2 separate regions of the Homo sapiens genome follow, and region 1 is linked to region 2. The links are chromatin loops, found by intact Hi-C in ENCODE. Cell type or tissue: heart left ventricle. All regions are shown on one strand. Links, peaks and the distances in the headings refer to the core of each region. The heading gives the core; the rest is flanking DNA.

What was found. Hi-C counts contacts between places; a loop is a spot of excess contacts. Peaks named below come from ENCODE experiments on the same cell type or tissue, not always from the same donor. Only the 100,000 strongest peaks of a DNase experiment are listed, where the experiment ranks them.
Region 1: it touches region 2 in a loop (4-fold over the local background); 13 of 110 quality-filtered maps call a loop at or near these places.

The regions. Positions count from the first base shown.
Region 1 is chr12:41,926,851-41,937,696 of GRCh38, forward strand. No RefSeq gene overlaps it. Among named protein-coding and RNA genes, the nearest start is that of LINC02400, 170 kb to the left of the region's middle. In heart left ventricle, for the core only: no CTCF peak of the experiment used is centred there; DNase peaks (open chromatin) are centred at 5,361 and 5,801; H3K4me3 peaks cover 1,821 bases; H3K27ac peaks cover 793 bases.
Region 2 is chr12:42,018,175-42,029,020 of GRCh38, forward strand. LOC105378247 (a long non-coding RNA gene) reads right to left here and starts at 8,428. Exons shown (of 4, transcript XR_944875.4): 1 at 8,263-8,428; 2 at 6,115-6,320. In heart left ventricle, for the core only: a CTCF peak has its summit at 6,224 (motif pointing left); a DNase peak (open chromatin) is centred at 6,187; H3K4me3 peaks cover 802 bases.

The sequences.
Region 1 (10,846 bases), core at 1,020-9,019, 92 kb before region 2:
ACAAATAACAAATATCAGAATAGAAAGAGAGTCATCACTACAAATGTTACCTAGGTATAAAAAAGATAACAAAAGGAAATTATGCACTACTTTATGCCAATAAGTTAGAAAATTTATATAAAATGTACAAATCTTAGAAAAACAACTTATCTATTGTAACTGAAACAAGAAGGATAGAAAGCAAAGCAATCTTATATTTTAAAAATGGAATCTGCATTTTAAACCTTCCCCTTGCTCTCCCAAAAAAGCAAAAATGCCTGACCAAACAGCAAATTCTCCTAAATATTTAGGAAAGAAATAATGCCAATTTTAAACAAACTCCTTCAGAAAATTTTTTAAAAAACAGAACAATTATGTAGCTAGCTTTTCCTTACTACAAAAAACTGACAAGGAAGGACATTATGTGAAAAGAAAATGACAGGCCAATTTAACACATATGTTAAAACCTTTAGCAAACTATTAGCTAACCAAATCAGCAACTTTTTATAAAGAAAAATACACCCCATAGACCAGTTGAATTTATCCCAGGAATATAAGGTTGGTTTACTATTCCAAAAAATCAGTGTAATTCACCATGTTAATAAAGGAGAAATATCATTTCATTATCTCAATAGCTGCATTAAAAGCATTTGATTATAGTCAACATCCATTTACAACTTAACACACACACAGACACATACACATCTTTGCAAACTCGAAATAGAAGGGAATGCTCCTAATCTTAAACCTACTTATCAAAAACAACAATATCCACCATATCAAATGGTAAAATGTTGAAAGCAGTCCCTTTAAGATGCAAATGAGACAAATATACCTATTACAGATATTTTTATTAAACATTATACAGGAGGTGCTAACCACTGCAGTGGAGCCAGGAGATAAAAGACCTACCTATTGCAAAGAAAGAAATAAGCTTTTATTTTATACAATCAATATGACTGCATATGTAGAAAATCTAAAAGAATAAGGAGACAAATATAACAATAAAAAGACAAAGTATATGAAAAAGGAGCTTGCAAAAAAGTTGACATCAGACAAAGAAGAGTAGTCTCTGAGAGATAAAAATCAAATATGATACATCTATCATTGCCTGAATTTAGTCTGTAGACCACAGAACAGGGAGGTGAAAGCCAGGCAGAGCCCAGAGGACTGCTCTAGTTGAGGAAATGGAGCTTAGAGCCCAGGGAGAACAGGACAAACAGGGTTTACAGGGTCAGAAAAGAAAGAGTTGAACGAAGATAATCCCAGAGATCTGCAGAGGGTCCTTTTCTACATAGTATTCAGCAAAGTAGCGATCAGCAGACATATGAAAGGACACTACCCAAGGCCAAGGAAAGAACCATCCAAAAGGCTTAGAGGAAACAGTATTCAGTGTTCACACACAGGCCAGAATAGTGTCTGTGCCCATGAGTCAAACTGAAAACCTCTTAGTAGACACAGCATTGGGTAGAGAACTCAAAAGGATTTTGCCTCAATAATGGAAAATAACTTGTCCTATACTAAATGCCAATCTGTCCCTGCCTAAAAAATGCCCAAAGTTTGAAAGGATCAACTGTTTCCAGTAACTTAATTGCATCCCAGAACAAAGCTCAATAATATTTATAAGGGCTGGGCGTGGTGTCTCACACCTGTAATCCCAGCACTTTGGGAGGCCGAGGCGGGCGGATCACCTGAGGTCAGGAGTTCGAGACCAGCCTGGCCAACACGGTGAAACCCCGTCCCTACTAAAAATACAAAAAAATTAGCCGGGCGTGGTGGCAGGAGCCTGTAATCCCAGCTACTCAGGAGGCTGAGGCAGGAGAATCGCTTGAACCTGGGAGGCGGAGGTTGCAGTGAGCCGAGATCGCGCCATCACACTCCAGCCTGGGGGACAAGAGTGAGGCTTCCTCTCCAAAAGAAAAAAATAATAAAATAAAGCAGTCAGATTTTTTAAAAGATATTTTACGTACGAAGCTAAGACTGACCGCAGATTTCTCTTTGGAAAGAATGTGAGCAAGGCAAGAAGACAGTGCATCAATATTTTAAAAAGTACTAAAAGAAAAAATTATTAACCTAGAATTCTGTACCGAGTGAAGACAGCCTTCACAAATTAAAGTAAAATAGCTGAGTAGATTTATCACGAGCAGACACACATTACAAGAAATGTTCATGGATTTGCTTCAGGCAGAAGGTAAATAATACCAGATGCAAATATGAATCTACACAAAAGAACAGCACTGAAAGAGTTACCTATACTAGTAAATATAATTTTTTTTATATCTCTTTAAAAGATAATTAGTGACCCTAATAGGTATGGGGTTCCTTTTTGGGGTGATGAAAATGTTCTAGAGTTAGACAGTGGTGATGATTACACAACCTAACGAACATACTAAAAACCACTGAAATATACATTTTAAAATGATGCATTTTACAGTATGTACATTATATCTTGATGCAAATAAATAATAAATATTTTTAAATAATTGACTGATTAAACAAAACTAATAACTATGTATAATGCAGTTTATAACATAAGTAAAAGAAAAATACATGGCAATAATAAATGTTAATTGTCCCAAAAGTGACTTACAAATTAATTGCATGCCTATTCAAAATTGCAGCAGGATATTTTTGTATAAATTGATAAACCTATCCTAAATCTCATATAGAAATGCAAATGACCTGAAGAGCGAAAACAGCTTTGAAAAGGAAGAACAAATGTGCAGGATCCATAAGAATATAAAAATCTTAAAGACTGAAAATACCCACTGTTGTCAAGGGTACAGAATAAGAGAAACTGTCTTATGGTGTTGTTAGGAGTCTAAATTGCATACCCTATGAGCCAGCAATTCCACTCCTAGCTATATACTAACAGGAATACAGGCACATGTGTACAAGGAGACACCTACTAAAGTGTTCCTATCATAGCATCACACATCACAATAACCAAAACCTGGAAACAATCCAAATGTTCATCAGTAGTAGAACAGATCAACTGTTGTCAACTTTTATACAATGGAATTCTAAGCAAGGAAGAGAAATAACATGGATAAATCATATAAGCATGATGCTGATAGAAAGGAATCTCTGATATACCTTATGCGTAATTCTGTAAAGTTCAAAAATAAGCAAAAGTAATCCATGGTGTTAATAGATGCCTACTTGGATGGAAAAGTACAACAAAGTAATCACCACCAAAAATAAGAAGATACTGGTTATCTTTAGTGGAGAGGGAGTGAGCTTTCATTAGGAACGGGCAGCCAGGAGAACTTCCAAGATACTGATAATGTACATTTTCTTAATTTAGATCATGGTTACATAGGATTTATTTTATGACAATTCATTACGTTTCTACATGTATGTTTTACGCATATTTTCATAAGTGATACACAGTTTGAAACTGAAATGCCTGGGGAAAAAAAAACATTTACTTTCATTATAGTAGAATTTGGATTATAGCTATATGTTGAATCTGCTCTCTTTAATCTAAATAGACTACAAAATATTTTTAAATATGAAATAAAAAATTTAAAATATATAACATACTTCTAAAGCATGGGGAAATAAAAGATTCTGAAATTTCTGGAAGTGAATAGGAATGGATAAAATGATAAGAGAATGGAAATTTAATCAATAGGAAGAAATAGCTTCTATTCTCAGCTAGCTTAAAATCTTTGGAAGAGTAGTGGTAAAGAATAAACAATCCTTATCCCTCTTTCTTTACTCAATCAAAAGCACTTAAGCTCTTTCCAGGAGTATAATATAAATATGAGTAATGGAATTGATTTTCTATCAAACACACAAGAAAAAATCAGATGAGCTCTATTCCTTTCAAGGTATTCATCTCAGGAAGTTAGACACTTTTTGCAATGAAGCTTTATTAATGCAAACATTTTGGCATGCCTCTTGAAGACCTGCCTTTAGCGCCTATGGCATTCTTTAATAACCTTCAGGATGGTAAATTCAGCCTCTGAGAATGAACTGAGAAAGTGATTTGGCTCTATGTCTGATAAATAATACACGTAAACTCTTTCACTCAGAATGCATTGATTTGATGTAAAAATCAAAATATGGCTGTAAAGGAATGGGACTAGTATTAAAGGAAATTCCTAAAGAAAAGTTCCTTCTGAAAAATAGTTTGAACGATAACACCATTATTGAAATAAGATTCTTGCATCTTAAGTAACTACCTTAGAGATAAGCACAGACTTCGTTCACTTACTCAAAAAATGTTAATTGAATTCCTTTTGCGTACCAGACATTGTTCCAGACCCACTTAGGGATAAAGCAGGGAATTCAATGGGCAAAAACTCTGCCCTCATGTAGATTACTTGAATATATGCTTATTAAAAGTCTGCCTCATAATCTACTTTCACTTTCTGGATTCGTATGTTTAATGTTCTCCGTGGTCTTTACAGCATTTTTACAGTATTACAGGATTTCTGAAAGTACATCAGGGTTTATATCTCTGTCCAACGAGATGCTACATGTATGTAAATGGTAAATTTCCAAATGGCTTTCCCAGTGGAAAATCAAGGCTTGCTTATCTTTAACTTCAGAGCTTTTAGTAAAGAAATGTAGTTGATACCCCAAAAATACGTTTGTTTTTTGTTTGCTTGACAAGATTAAAATTCACTGGTGTATTCATAAAAACTAGAATATGATCATTTTGACTGGGCCTTGTACAGAGAATTTGGTCAAGTAGATTCTCTAATTACCTAGCAATGACAGCATTTTCCAAGGTGCCCAAGGAAGAGGGCATCCCACTAGTCTAGTAGTTCATAACTCAGCACCCTAAACCTCAAAACACCTACTGGAGGCCGGGCGCGGTGGCTCACACCTGTAATCCCAGCACTTTGGGAGGCTGAGGTGGGCGGATCACTTGAGACCACGAGTTCAAGACCAGCCTGGCCAACATGGCGAAACCCCGTCTCTACTGAAAATACAAAAATTTGCCCAGCGTGGTGGTGCGGACCTGCAGTCCCAGCTACCGGAAGGCTGACGCAGGAGAATCACTTAAACCCGGGAGAGAGAGGTTGCATTGCGCCACACACTCCAGCCTGGGCGATAGAGCGAGACTCCGTCTCAAAAAAAAAAAAAAAAAAAAAAAAAAAAGCTAATGAAACAGGATGTCAGCGTCTGGAAATCAGTTGGCACACACTCAGCTACTAATCAGACCTGAAAAATAAAAGCTAGCATACTAACCAAACTCAGAATCAAAGAGTCAGAATTTTGTGATCGCCCCCATCACCATCATTCAACAGCTTCTGACACCACCACCTCTAATCCTACCTCAGCTCTGTCGCCCAGGCTGGAGTACATTAGTGGGATCTCGGCTCACTGCAGCCTCCACCTCCAGGGCTCAGCTGATCCTCCCACCTTGGCCTCCCGAGCAGCTGGAACCACAGGTGCGAGCCAGCCCACACGGCCAATTTTTTTATTTTTTTGTATTATAGAAAATGAGTCTTGCTATGTTGCCAAGGCCGAACTCCTAGGCTCAAGCGATCCTCCCACCTTGGCCTCCCAAAGTGTTGGGATTACAGGCGTAAGCCACGGCGTCCAGCCTTTGATTCTATTTTACAGGTGAATGGAAAGGCTTTGCTCAACGTTCAAACGCCGCTGCCCAACCTCTCTGCAAAGAGAAAATTGTGTCTGTTGTTTACTGACACAATTAGCAATGGGTTTGAACACAATCTGCAAGGAAGAGGAAACCAGCAGCAGCGCGGCGCTGGGCAGGCTGCAGAGCCGGGCGTTTCCGCCCCTGCCCAGGGGTCGCCGTTGCGCACGGCGGTGCAGGCTGGGAGCGCTGGCCCGGCGCCCATGCTGGCGAGGCCCCCACCCTCCCAGCAGTCTGACTCTTGCTGGCGCCGGGCCGGCCACGCTGTCGCCTCCCCGCCGCGGAGTTCTGCTTCCTGTTTTCCAAGCCTAAGTGCTTTTTAATTAGCCTTCATCACTTCCCCAATTTAACTACAACCATTACGGGCTCCTTGCCGACAGCACGCCCACCTGGCATCCCTGCACTACACCTTTGCGCGCACCGGGCCCAGCCGGCCCAGTCCCTCAAGCATCAGTAGACGGAAAATGCTCCTGAACGCCCCCGCGACTGCATGGAGTCTGTGTGCATCTGTCCCGGCCTGGTTCCTTTGTGCTTTAGGATGGCAGGTTCTCACAGGCAGAAGAAGCTTATTGTTTATTTGTATGGCAAAATTCGATTTTTTGCCAGGTCTCCTGGATATTTCCAGCGCTGTTTATAAAGAGGGAGGGAGAGCTTGGAGGTGGGTACCTGTATGCAGTTGATTTTTAAACTCACATCATGCAGGGATTTGGGAAGGGGATGATTTTTGCACTTCTTTCATTTATTATTTAATTAATTATCTGTTTATTTTTGTTTTTTGTAATTACAAAATGTGTAATTTATTTAAGAACTAAATTTTTTTTTTTTTTTTTTTTTTTTTTTTTTTTTTTTTTTTTTTTTTTTTTTTACTGGAGGAAGAGAATCAAAGCACGGGCAGTTTACATAGAGACCCATCATAATCCCAGAGGCTTTCCACCTAGGAATGTTTCTCCTGGCCTCCTCACCCTGCTGCCTCCCATCTGCTCCATGGGGCCATCCACCCACCCTCTAACATCCAACAGAACCCCAGAAATGCAACAGATGAGCCCTGAAGAGGAAAGGCCTCTGTTAATTTTTATTGAGCCTTGTCAGTTGAAAAGAAACACACACACACACACACACACACACACACACACACACACACTGACCAAGAAGTCCTTAACAGTCCCTTCAGCTCTACTCAACTTTAGACAGATTTCCTCCTGACTATAGCCCCTGACTTCCCTTTCCTTGGAGCATTTACTTTAGAAAATTTGCAATTATAAATTCTTTCTCTGCCCCTTAGAGATGTAAATCTTCTCCCAGCCTCCTGCCAGTTTCACAACCCAGGAATGCCTTTCTCAAGGACCTGGGAGTCATCCTTTTGAAACACAATCATCAAGAAAGGACAGAGCTCCTATCTCTCAGTCTCTGTGGGAGCATGGGAGCCTAACTTGATAAGCAACTATTTGCAGACACAATGTGATGACCTAATCACATTGACAATTCCCCCATCCCCAATGTCCACCAATACTTTTCTGCTAGCTCACTCTGTGTTTAAAAACTCTCCTACCTTTTGTTTCAGAAAAATTGAGTTCAGTCTCTCTCCCCTATTCGCAAACACCTGAAAACATACAGCTCCTAAAAGAGGTCGTAAGGGAAAAGCCCCTTGACACTGACTTCAGCAATAATTGTTTTTTTAAATATATAACTCCAAAAGTTCAAAAAAGGTTACAAAAGCAAAAATAAATAAATGGTGCTACATCAGATTAGAAAGCTGAACAGTAAAGAAGACAATCAACGGAATGAAATGGCAACCTACAGATTGGGATAAATGTTTGCAAACCATATATCTGATAAGGAGTTAATATCCAAAATTTATGAAGAACTCATACAACTCAATAGCACAAAAACAAATAACCCAATTTTTTAAATGGGCAACGGACCTGAATACATATTTCACCAAAGAAGACATTGAAGTGGCCAAAAAGTATATGAAAGGTGCTCAATATAATTAATCATCTGGGAAATGTAAATCAAAGCCGCTATGAGATATCACCTCACACCTTCTCAGATGGCTATTATCAAAAAGTCAAGAGATAACAAATATTGGAGAAGGTATGAAAAAAGGGCGGGGGGACTCTTGTACACTGTTGGTGATAATGTAGATTGATGCAGCCATTGTGGAAAACAGTATGGAGGTTCCTAAAGAAATTAAAAATAGAATTTCCATATGACCCAGCAGGCCAGATGCAGTGGCTCACACCTGTGATCACAGCACTTTGGGAGGCTGAGGTGGGCAGATCACTTGAGGTCAGGAGTTCGAGACCAGCCTGGCCAACATGGTGAAACCCCGTCTCCACTAAAAATACAAAAATTAGTTGAGCGTGGGAGTGCACGCCTATAATCCCAGCTACTCGAGAGGCTGGGCAGGAGAATCACTTGAACCTGGGAGGTGGAGGTTGCAGTGAGCCAAGAGTGTGCCACTGCACTCCAGCCTGGGTGACAGAGCAAGACAGTCTCAAAAATAAAATTTTTTAAATTTATAAAATAAAGAGATAATTAACTCTTTAAAGGTCATAGGGGTGGGGCCCTAATCCAACAGGACTGGTGACTATAAGAAGGAGAAGAGACACCAGATCTCTTCTCTCTCCTCTCCCTTCTCCTCTTCTCCCCTCTCCTCCCCTCTCCTGCCTTCCGCCTCCTCTCTCTCTCTCTCTCTCTCTCTCTCTCTCTCTCTCTCTCCTCAAGCATAGAAAAAAGGCCACATGAAGACAAAATGAGAAGGGGCTGTCTACAAGCCAGGAAGAGAGGCCAAAAATTGAATTTCCCAACACTTTGAGTAGTAACATGGCAAATTACTGAAAGTTTCAGCTGGTTAGGCAGAACTATTCAAAGAAGTATGTGTCTCAGCACCAACTGGAACTATCCCAAGCTTCTATACAGGGAAATTTCTAATAGATTGATGTTTTGAAAGGGCATGTACCAAAGATAGAATGAAGGGCAAGTGAGTAGCATCGGTAAGATTAGGACAGGAAAGTTAAATAGCACCGTGAGCTAAAGCTTAGGAGAAAATGCTAAGACAACACGAAGGCTAACCATGCTCAATAAATCAATGAAAATGGAAGGAATGAGCCCACTTCTTGAGAAAAACTGTGTAATAGTAATATATGAATAAGAAACAAGAGTCCTTAACAGCCCCTGTCTTCACCAAAAAGAAAGACATTCAGATTAGGAAAAGAACAAATATGGTTAAGAGGAAATTGAACAGCTAAGTAAATTACAATACTTCCATCTTTAACATATGAGGCAGCCACTAAAAATTATGTTTCTAAAGACTCTTGAATAACATAGAAAAAGGCATGGCATAAGATTAAGTGGGAGGGAAGCAGGATACAAAATTGAATCACAAATAATCTTGATTTATGAAAAAATAAAATCAGAGAGAAAGTACCAGATGGCTATCTACCAACACTGCTTGTCTCTCACTGGTAAGATTATGGGTATTTTTTGCCTCGATGTTACATTTTTATGAACTTTCAGGCAATGAATATTTGTTACTTTTATAATCAGAAAATGGAAGTAGAAAACTAAAATCAAAAATAGGAGTCCAAGGTACTTGAAGTATTGTGAGGCAGCTTTACACCAGTATTAAATGAGGCCAAGAGTCCAGACCCAGGAGCTGGCGATGAGGAAATCAGTATCAGTAACACCTAAGGACTCATAAACATTAAGTCAGAGACCAGAACACTCTCACTTTCAGAATAATGGGAATCTTAAACCCTTGGGCACTATATCTCAGGAAAACTCTTGATTTGATAGCTTTGAGAACCTGGAAAACGTGATAGAAAAGGAGCAGGCTTAGCTTTATTCTGCCCATCATTCCCCAAAATGTGAGCTCTGTGTTGCTTGTGATGATGAACAAAACCTAGTAGAAACAAGATGCAGAGGCCCCCATAGCCTCCAGCACTGTGTTCCCTGGGGCCCAATGCAGTCTACTTGTAATTGATGGCATCTGGGAGTCAGGGCATAAGTTCTCTGTTTTTCCTGGAGCCCACTTTTCCTCCCAGATGTTGCCCCTCCCTGTCTTCACTGCACTCTGCATCTGCCCTCTCCTGGTCGTTTCTAGTCTTAACGATGGTCTAGTCGGTCCCTGCTCCTTCTGGCAGGTCCTTCCAGGCTCTCCCTGCTATAGCCTTCTTTGTCCGTGGGCCACTGACAGCCAGCCTTGACAACATCTGAGGATATTTTCCAGTGTGTGCTTCTCATAACTAGCCCTGCAAGACATTCCGTGATAGCCCATGACCAAGGGGACTGATGGTTTAAGCCATGAGAAACTCCCTTTGGGAGATTCCTAATGCCCATTAGCATAGTAAAGGTTTTTGAAATGCCTACAATAAAGATGCTTGCTTAAATTTGGCCAAATTTAATAAACTTCTAAGACCTTTTTTTGAAAACATCCTGTTAAATCCAATAAATTTGTAATCTGAGAGCACACTTTGTTACCCTTGGAGGACACTGCTAATGTAGCTTCCTCCCCAATAACACGTTTGGCCTAGAAATAATCTGTAGCTCCTGTGCCTTTGTCTAATATCCTGATGTTGGAATTAGGACACCAAGGCCCCTTGACAGCATCAAGCTGCAGCTTCTGCATCAAACCACATGAGAAGTGTCTGACCTGCCCAAATGGAAGTGGACTCCACCTCACTGCAACCAACAGACTGGAGTCCTGATCCTTTCACTTTATTCCCTCTGACCCTTTCTTCTGAGCTATGTTCTGCTTCTTATATCTCTCATGCTATCCACCAAAGACTACTCTGCATAAAATCTCAGACAACCAGCAGATATTACCAAAGAGGCAATTAATCAACCTATTATGCAGCCTTGCTCACAACCTATCTTTTCCAGGGTTTTTCTAGAAAGGATATTTACATCTTGATTGGTTTTTGTGATAATTAACTCATAGCTCACTCACCACTTCTTTAGGAACACGTCCCTGACCAGATCGGAATCCCAGCTGTAGTCCCTTGCCCCCTCTTTGGCACCATAAACCACTCCATGAAGTACCTGTCACAGTTACTGCTTCACATGTATTTGTATGAACATGTAATTAATGTCTGTCTCCCTCACTAATACTCATGCACAATAAAAACTGTATTCCACATACTACCACATCAAATGTTTTACAAATTTTTCCACTTAATTCTCATAACAACCCAGTTAAGCAAGGAGGTGAGGAGTTGCAGTTATTATCCCCATTTTATAAATGAAAAA
Region 2 (10,846 bases), core at 1,388-9,387:
AGGGTCTGTTATGAATAATTACACAGGACCGGCCCAGGCAAACCAAGATGGGGGCCACCCTACCTATGAATGTGGTTTAGGGAAGACCTTTGTGATGAATGAAATGGAAATGAGGACCTCTGGTACCCATCCTACCACAGCCAGCCTCAGCTCCAGCTGGGCACCTGAGGAGGATGGAAAACAAGGCCAGTCAAGGGCTCACTGCTGATGAGTCTAAGTATCTGCTGAAAGCCTTATGTGAAATGCCTAATCCTGTTGCACTTGGACCAGAAGCCCAGGCTGGGAGACCCCTCATGGCCTCTTCCCTGGGTCCACTCTTCTCTTAGCTCTTGGGGTTTCACCACGCTGTGGAAAGATGTAAAGAAAAAGGAAGGCCAGGCATGGTAGCTCACACCTGTAATCCCAGCACAGGTGTGAGCTGAGTTGGGAGGGTTGCTTGAGCCCAGGAGTTTTGAGACCAGCCTGGGCAACAGGGCAAAACACCGCGTCTACAAAAACTACAAAAAAATTTAGCTGGGTGTGGTCATGCACGCCTGTAGTCTCAGCTATTCAGGAGGCTGAGATGGGAGAATCACCTGAGCCCATGAAGTCGAGGCTGCAGTGAGCCATGATTGCACCACTGCACTCCAGCCGGGGTGACAGAGCAAGACCCCATCTCAAAAAAAAAAAGGAATAAAAGAAAAAGGAAGCCAAGAAAAAGAGGACCAAGAGAAGGGTCTTCCCTAAACCACATTCATAGGTAGGGTAACCCCCTCTTGGTTTGCCTGGGCTAGTTCTGTGTAATTATTCGTAACAGACCCTTTCCCACTCATGTCCAGGTTTGGATAATAAATTCTGTTGTTATCCAGCCCCCAGACATCAGAGGGCAAGAGTCCCTCCAAGTAACTTGGACCAACTTGGAAGCAGCTCAAGCCTTGCTATGACACCAGCCTCATAGGCTAGCAGGGGAGAGTAGCAGTCAGCCCTGAGGCTGTAACCTGCTGGCCCCACCACCATTCTTACACCCCTGCCCTGGAGCCTTGCAGCCCAGGTGTATCCCTGGAAACCCCTTTAGCCCTACACCCTCATCAAAGCCCCTTTTCCTCAGGTTGGAGGGAGCCTAGGGGACACCTGTGCTCCCTGGAGAGTTTTAAACAGACTCTTAAACCCTGCTCCTAACAGTGTCCCCAGTCAGTACAAGAAACTCAAAATATTAACTTTTGGCAGGATGCGGTGGCAGCACATCTGTAATCCCAGCACTTTGGGAGGCCGAGGCAAATGGATCACATGAGGCCAGGAGTTTGAGACCAGCCTGGGCAACATGGTGAAACCCCGTCTCTACTAAAAATACAAAAATTAGCCAGGCATGGAAGCACACACCTGTAATCTCAGCTGCTCGGAAGGCTAAGCTGGGAGAATCGATTGAACCCAAGAGGCAGAGGTTTCAGTGAGCCAAGATCACACCACTGCACTCCAGCCTGGGAGACGAGACAAGACTCTATCTCAAAAAACAAACAAACAAACAAACAAACAAACAAAAAAACCACAGCTTTTACTTTCCATGGATTTAAGAGCTAATTTGTTTTTTTATAGCTCCAAAACTCTTGGGTGAGGGATAAAACAGTATTTAACCAGCTATTGATGTCCAGCAGTCACAGGATATTAAAGATACAGGTCAAAAACATCAAAAAAGCACAATCAGTCACAATAACTAAGTCCTGTCAAGCAGTTTACATTCACAGTGTGCTTCCATACATACGACCTCACTGTTGCCTTTCATCCCCACCGAGAGATCAGCATTGTCAGCCCAAAGTCTGCAGGTTAGAAACAGGCCACTGAGAAAGGCTGAATTGCTCAAGGTCACTCAGTATGTAAGTGGCAGACCTGGAACCTGAAGCCAAGTCTTTTGATTTCAAACCTTGTGATTCTCTCTAACACGAGGAGTCACATATTCAGATTAACTTGAATTCAACCATAAATTTTCCAGGAATAAAAAGAAAAAGAAGAGAGAAAAATACAGAGAGAAAAAAAAGTGAGAGGGAGCAACCATTTAAATAGTACAGGCAACATCTCTGACCAATCCTTTTTTTTTTTTTTTTTTTTTTGAGACAGGGTCTTGCTCTGTCACCAGGCTAGAGTGCAGTGGTTCACTTATAGCTCACTGCAACCTCAACCTTCCAAGCTCAAGTGATCCTCCCACCTCAGTCCCCAAAGTAACAGCGACTACAGGCACATGCCACTGCGCCTGGCCTATTTATTTATTTATTTATTTATTTATTTATTTATTTATTTTTATTTTGTCGAGTTGGGTTCTCATTACCTTGTCCAGCTTTGTCTCAAACTCCTGGGCTGAAGTGATCCTGCTGCCTAGGTCTCCCAAAATGCTGACATTACAGGTGAGAGCCACCACTCTTGGCCTCTGACCTATCCTTTTAATGCAAACATGACATGGAATGCGCAAGTGAGCTGAAACATGACAACATCGTTCACTCCATGGGACTCCATTCTCAGATGCTTTCATCATGAGACCGTCTCGTCTCACTGAACGTGATTCTAGGATTTAAAGGCATGTGTTTTTGGATAACACAATCCCTAAACACAAATGAACACCTCTAGGTCATCTGGTGTTCAACCCAAGGAAACAAGCATGCTGGAGGAAAACCCTTAGGGTGGGACAATGTCAGACCCCACATGGCATCTTCCACCGGTCTCAGCCCCCATAGGAGCTGTGACTCCCGCAGCGTCCACCATTTTATAACTGAAAAAGTGTTCGCACAGACCCAGCTCACCCAATCCTTTCAACATCCTTGAGAAAGGGAGAGTAGGACAGATGTCATTGTCCCTATCCCATAGGTGGGGCAGGATAATATTTTGAAATACTACACTGTGTATTTCTTCTGCGTATTTTATGCTACAGGAAAGGAAGGAATGCAATTAGTGAAGGCTCATTCAGGTCAGGCCTCTGAATGTGGGGCTCTCTGAGCTGGGCAAGTTTCTTGTGCCTGAACTTAGCCCAGAAGTCACAGAGCTGCCTGCCACCAAGACACATGGCTTGGGCAGAGCAGGTGCCAGCTGTGACCATGCTGGACTGAGGCTGGATGATCCTCCCCATAAACTAAGGCACCACTAAGGCGCCTTTCTTCTTATATGTATTAGTCTGTTTTCACACTGCTATAAAGAACTACCTGAAGCCAGGCGTGGTGGCTCACGCCTATAATCTCAGCACTTTGGGAGGCCTAGGCGGGTGGATTACTTGAGGTCAGGAATTCGAGACCAGACTGACCAACATGGTGAAACCTCTTCTCTACTAAAAATACAAAAATTAGCCAGGCTTGGTGGTGCATGCCTATAATCCGAGCCACTCAAGAGGCTGAGGCAGGAGAGTAACTTGAACCTGGGAGGCAGAGGTTACAGTAAGCTGAAATCGTGCCACTGCATTCCAGTCTATCATGCCACTGCATTCCAGCCTAGGCAACAGAGTGAGACCCTGTCTCAAAAAAAAAAAAAAAAAAAAACCCTGAGACTGGGTAATTTATGAAGAAAAAGGTTTGACTCACAGCCCCACAGGTTTAACAGGAAGCATGACTGGGAGGCCTCAGGAAACTTAAACAATCAGCAGAAGTCGAAAGGGAAGCAAGCACTTCTTGATATGGTGGCAGGGGAGAGAGACAGCAAAGAGGGGAGATGTGCCACACGCTTTTTTTTTTTTTTTTTTTTTTTTTTTGAGCTGGAGTCTTGCTCTGTCGCCCAGGCTGGAGTGCAGTGGCGCGATCTCCGCTCACTGCAAGCTCCGCCTCCCAGGTTCACACCATTCTCCTGCCTCAGCCTCCTGAGTAGCTGGGATTACAGGCGCCCAACACCATGCCTGGCTAATTTTTTATATTTTTAGTAGAGATGGGGTTTCACCATGTTAGCTAGGATGGTCTCGATCTCCCGATCTCGTGATCCACCAGCCTCGGCCTTCCAAAGTACTGGGATTACAGGTGTGAGCCACCGCTCCCGGCCATGTGCCCCACACTTTTAAACCCCATCAGATCTCGTGAGAACTCACTCACTACCACAAGAACAGCAAGGGAGAAATGAGCTTTCATGATCCAATCACCTCCCACCAGGAACCTCTTCCAATTCAACATGAGATTTGGTTGGGGACAGAAATCCAAACCATATTATTATACAACCCAAGGGAGTTGGAAGGATCCCCAATAATGACTGTAAATTTCTTCCAAACCCTGGGATATAGAGCACTCACAATCATGTTTCTGTTGAATTTTTTAAATGAAATATGAAATCTCTTGCAGAACATATTTTGTGATTGCAAATTTTTCCCATTACACAAATAAAAAAAGAACAGGATGACAAACATCCATAAACTATACATTTGAGGTAAATGGGCTAGCCTCATCTGGAATAAGACACTTGGTTTATTAAACAGCCTGTTGGCTAATTTTTGGTTTTTCCTTTGTTTCCTGTAGAGACCACAGTAGTTTAAAGTGACTTCAGGGACCCCTGTCCTTCACTGACTTACTGGATGGTCTCTACCATCAGTTACCCTCCAAAATATATAAAGCCAAAGCAGCTTATGTGGCACCTTGGAGGTCCACAAAAGAAGGGGTTCCAAAAGCATGCAGTCATTAAGCAACTTTTTATGCCCTAGTTCCAGGGCCTTGCATCCAGATATAAAACAAAGCTCAGGTACATAGAATGGCTGCCTGTCCTGTAAGGTTCTATGGATATAAACTCACTTGCAATTCATCCTGCTGAAAATGTCTCCTTTCCCGCCACCTACTTAGGTCCTGTTCTGCTTCTACTCTGCAACACTCTGAATTCTGGCTGTTGCTTTTGTTTTTTGTTTTGTTTTGTTTTTAGCATGTAAGGGTGTCTTTTCTCACTTTCAAGCTGAGCTATACATTCAAGGCTTTCTCTTATATTTCCAGCGTGTCTCTATGTCCAGAGCCTGAGGAGGGCTTCCCACCGTACCCTGGTTTGCTATGTTCAAGGTAGTCTCCACCAAAAGTTCATTCATTCAGTCAACATTTCTGAGAGCTTATGAGGTGTCAGGCACTACGCAGGGCACAGAGGGCACAAACATGAGTGAGATGGCATGCCTGTTCCTAGCAATCTCATAGTCTAGAGAGGAAACTCCAGCACAACGGGGCTAGTGCCTGGTATAGGTGTGAACAAAGGGAACAGCAGCAAAGAGAACCAAGCCACTGACTCTGATGGGAATGGTGGGGAGGGATTTGCACGTATGGCTGTGCGATGAGTGTGACCAATATCCATCCATGATCCGCATGGCAGGGAAATAAATTAACCTTGACATTTATGATCTGTACTTGTTTAAAAATATAATCGAGCATAACATCAGATGGGTTGTTAGACTGATCCTCAAGAAACCTGGGTCAGAGTTCTCACTCTGCCTCTATGTGAACTGAGCACGGCATTGCACATGGCCAGGCGTCACTTTCTCACAGTATTATTTAATCAGTTGAGTTAAATAATCCCTAAGATCCCAACTAGCTGAAAACTACATGATTATTATACTTAATGTCATCACTTTCCCACCCAAAAAGCATTTCTATAAGTTATTTAAGAAAATAAAGCTAAATATATCTGTTTGCCACGGTCAACACATGCAAATTTAGCCAAAGGAACAGACCTAGAAGAAGAAAGCAGACACAAACCAAAAGACTAAAGAGCGGAGAGATTGCTGGGGAGCCCTGGGCACAATGAGTGGATGAAGCAGGAACGCAGAGAAGTGTGGCTGTGGTTGTTTAGTTTTGACTGAATATCTGCAGGTCACCTTCTTGACCACAAACTTCTCAAAGTTCCAAATCACATCTTCTCACTGCAGCCCACTAAAGAGCACCAAGGGATCTTTCATAAATACAAATTGGTTATGATGAAGAAGAGAGTGTCCGTTCGCTGATGTTTGTTGAGTGCTGCTGATAACAGTCTTTCAACCTGCCCCGAGCTGCCTTCTCCTGACAAGCAATTTGTAAGACGTAATGAGCCCGGTTAATCCAACACACGCAGCCCCCTGGATCACATGTAACAGAAACTGCACGTCCTCCAGAGCACAGATCAGTATGAAGCGAGGTAAACTGTGATTCTAAATGCGTAGTTTCCTTTGCTCACCCAGCTCGGAATAGGTCGCTTGCAATCTTCAACTCAGCTCTGCCAAAGTTGGATTCCTGTCCCGCCACCGAGGCGGCAAAATGGGAAGCGCAGCGCCATCTGCTGTCCGTCGAGGGGAGAGTCGAGGCTGCTACGGAATTGCTACGGTGTATGGAAGGGGGTCCTTCCGGTGGGACCTGGACTCCTTTGCAAAGCAATTCTCTCCACTATAAAGGAATACATGAGATTTATTTGTTACAGTGCGAGCTTTCGTATTTATTTTGTTTTCTTTAGGTATGATAGTCTAGATAAAATTTCTTTGATTTCAGACAAAAATGAAATTAGAAATTCAAACCTAGTTATAATGTTTTAATGTATGCACTAAACTAGGGCATGCATTTCATAATAAAAGTATCTAACCCCAATTACAGAGCTTTCCTTCACATTCATTGTAAGTACCATAAAATTAATGGCGTACACACAAGCTGATATTTATACAAATATAAAGAGAACTATTGAAGAAGGAAAATGTATTCAACTATGTTATAAAAGAAACAGCACCTTTTGAGTTATTAAATATTTTTACAGTAACATTAGAATTTAAAGCAAATGGTTCAAAGGATGTCTTGCTTTCCTAAAAAAGCTGAAACTTTGCACCAAGTTGGCTGATTTGTTCTTAATTGCACTTGGTATGTAATTCTATTTTAATAGTCTATTTTCAGAGCTGACAGTGGGACACTGAGTTTCTTTCAACTATGAATGAAAACGTAATGTTTAGGACTAGATATTGGCTTTCTAATGTAGATGATTTGGAGCTTGTGTGTTATGACCAGAAAAAAAAAATGGTGGACAGAATGTCAAGGACAGCCACAAATATCTCGGAAGTCTCACCTACAGTACCGCCATCCCTAAGATTCTAGAAAGATACTATGATGGGGACCTGGACAGTGATACCCAGAGGCAGCTTCCTTTGGCCACTTTCTCCCGACATCTGATTCCAGTGGATATTTATTAATTAAGCTTCTATTACTATAATTTCAGGTAGGAGAGACCGAAACAGGTAAACTATGCTTATTTTTTATTACAAATATTCCCAAAAATATTTGGAAAGAAAAAGATGCTAGAAATAGCATCTTCAGGAAACAAAGTATAGGTTACGCTGTAAGAAACTGCTGCTGCTTGGCTATTTTTTTTTTTTTTTTACCAAAAGCAAAGGAATTTCATATAGTTCACCCTAATACTTAGGACACTCAAGGGTGCACTGACATGGATGTGATAGGGAATGACATCCCTTGTAAACGCAGTCTTTACATAGATGCTTCTTCACGTCTGAGGCTAGGTTTATGAGAAGTTAGTTTGGACAAATGTTTTAGTCTGTGACATGAGTTTTATAAAAGAGCACCATCCCTCAGCAGAATGCAGTAGCTCAAATGAGCTTTCAATAGGGGCTGTTGATTTGGTTGTTAAGACTTAGATTCTTATCCTTGTTCACCAGTTAAGTCTCTGTCCAGCTTTTCTTATTGTAGAGTAGATAAGAACTATATATAAAATTAATATTTTCATACATTGACTAGTAGACATGCTGCAATACAAAAAGCCCATTTTTAAGTCAGTTGCTTAAATGTAAGCAAGCACTTCCTCAAAGAAATAAAAAGTGGTCCTAAAAAGTGGTCAAGTTTTCAGGTCCAGTCACAGGGGTCTACATAATTCACAATTCAGCCACACTCATGTTATTTTACAAATCTGAATTATAAGCCAAGGAAGCAGAAAGACAAAACGAAGAAGAAAAGTGATCAAAAACTGATAGTATGGTACTTAGTGTTTATGATACCATGTTCAGTATTCTGGTAAACCATGATATTCTTAAGTATTGAAATACATACTTAGTTCTGAATGATGCTGATATTTTCATACTTCCAAAAAACATGAAATCTAAATCCTTTATGTATTCAAAAATCAATGACTCAATTTTTGATGTATGCAACAAAACAAATCTGTGTTCATTTTTTTACATCTACACAGATCTACACCCATAAAGGCCGCAATGAGCAAACAGATGTGCAACTGGAGCTTCCACTGAAAGCATAAGTCTCAGTCTGTGCATGATGAAACTAAGAAAAACAAAGACAAGCAGAAATGCTCTCTTCAAAACAAAATAGAACAGCTTACCATAATAAAAAGACTGTCACTCTAAAAAAACAAAGTACGAAATTTTCAAAAAGTACTCTTCAAAGAGATGGGGTGACTTGAAGATAGTCAAAAGAAAATGTCTGAGCCAGGAGTGGTGACGTGTACTTGTAGTCCCAGCTGCTTAGGAAGCTGAGGCAGGAAGATTGCTTGAATCCAGGAGTTGGAGACCATCTTGTGCAATATAGCAAGACCCCATATCTAAGAAAAAGCAGAAAGAAAACAAGACACTATTTTATAGATTTTATTGATGAATAATTTATACTATTATAATGTATGCTTATTTTCATAAATTTTTATATTACTTGAGGTTTTCTAGGTTTATACATTTTTATATTTGAAATGTATGAAATTTTGAGTCCCAATGAAATTTTTTAGGAATTCTAAAAATGTGTTTTAAATAATTTGAGGCCCAGCGCAATGGCTCCCACCTGTAATCCTAGCACTTTCGGAGGTTGAGGCGGGCGGATCACTTGAGGTCAGGAGTACTAGACCAGCCTGGCCAACACGGCAAAACCTTGTCTCTATTAAAAAATAAAAAATAATAATAATAATACAAAAATTAGCCAGGCATGGTTGTGGGCGCCTGTAATCCCAGCTACTCGGGAGGCTGAGGCAGGTGAATCACTTGAACCTGGGAGGCGGAGGTTACAGTGAGCCAAGATCACACCACTGCACTCCAGCCTGGGTGACAGAGCGTGACTCCATCTCAAAAATAAATAAATAAAATAATAGATAATGTGTGTATTTCACCATTCATTTCACTTAAAATCAGAATAAATAGTGAAGAAACAGAAATATCATTTTCTGCTGATGTATTGTAATGTCTAGTGGTGCTCAAACAGAGACGGCATGTGGAGGAAGAAGGAACAAAGCATTAGGTCAAGAGACCTAGATTTCAGGCTGAATTAGGCCCTACAGAGGCTGTAAACAGTGAATGGTGATCCCTCACCATTATGAAAATAAAAATACAAATGACATTATACCATAAACTAAGTCCAAAAGAGTCCTTATTTTTCCCATAATGAACAGTAAATATTTTTGTTAAATATTTTATTTTTCCCCCCTAGAATTATTCTGGTGCTCCTGATTTGTTAGTTGCCTGAGAATAAGACATGCTCCATCAGACTCCAAAAAGTTCAGTCCTCTCCAGCCTGTTCTTCTGGTCAGCTCTGCCCATCGGTCATTAACCTCTCTAGGCCTCTTTCTCCAGCAACACAATGAAGGGTTTTGATCAGGTGGCATCTGGGCTTCCACCCAGCTCGGAAGAATAACTCCCTGCTCCGGTCACTGCAGAGCCAGCCCTAGGCCGTGTTTCCTGAACCTTTGAAATCCTGTCACCTCCCTTTTTAAGAGCATGCTGTTGAGCTAACTCATGGGGCTGTGTGAATGAATGATAGCCTTAACCTTGCCGGGTGTGTCTTTATTTTAATATTACAAACCATGAGACTCTAGTTAAGGGAATTTCAGACATTTTTAAGAATGATTTTTGTTTTTTTTCCAGGGGTGGTAAGTGTGGTGTTTCCTGAGAGCAGAGGCTTTGGAGCATGACTGATAAGGGTTTAAAGGCTAGTTCTACTGAATGGGTGAAGATGCTGATTTGGTAAGGGCATGGAAAAATAGGCACTCTCAAGTACACCTCTGTGGAAAGGAGTTTGGGTTATAGCTTTCAAAATTTCCTGCTTATCTACTGTCAGGGCAATTCCACGTGAGGAATTTTTCCTGAAAATATACTCAAATAAAGGCAAAATATGAGTTCACTGCTATAAAGAACTATCTGCGACTGGGTAATTTATGAAGAAGAGAGGTTTCATTGACTCACTCACAGTTCCACAGGCTGTACAGGAAGCATCACTAGGAGGCCTCAGGAAACTTACAATCATGGCAGAAGGTGAAGGGGAAGCAAGCACATCTTACCATGGCAGAGCAGGAGAGAGAAAGAGAGCAAAGGGGGAAGTGCCACACACCTTCAAACAACCAGATCTCATGAGAACTCACTCACTATCACAAGAGCAGCAAGGGGGAAGTCCACCTCCATGATCCAATTACCTCCCACCATGCCCTCCCCTGACATGTGGGGATTACAATTCAATATGAGATTTGAGTGGGGACACAGAGCCATACCATATCAGGGTAGAAGAACATGGATGGGTGCCAAGGACTCTAAGGCACAGATTGTGCTGGTCAGTGACCCACTGCTCCTCAGCACACAGCCACTCTTCTAGACTATGCTTGTACTCCTAGGGCTGGGAGTGTGCAGACCACATTTTTCAGGCTCCCTTGTCAGCTGCTTCCTGTTTGGTTCTCCCAATAACAGACTCTAGTGGTCTTTTCTTGGTCCAAGAAGAGACAAACATTCTGCTTCTGGCCCTGGCAGTGTGGTAGTTGCTGGGGGAGGCTGGCAGGAACTGTAGTGGCAACAGGATTCCGACCCCCCAGCATGATAGGCAGCATCTTTTCAGCTATTTCAGTTCTAATCTAGGTGCACAACTCTGGCAGAGCCAGAACCAACTGGCTCAACATTAGCTCCTACAGTGCCACCTCTACCCTGGGGGTATTAGCAGCT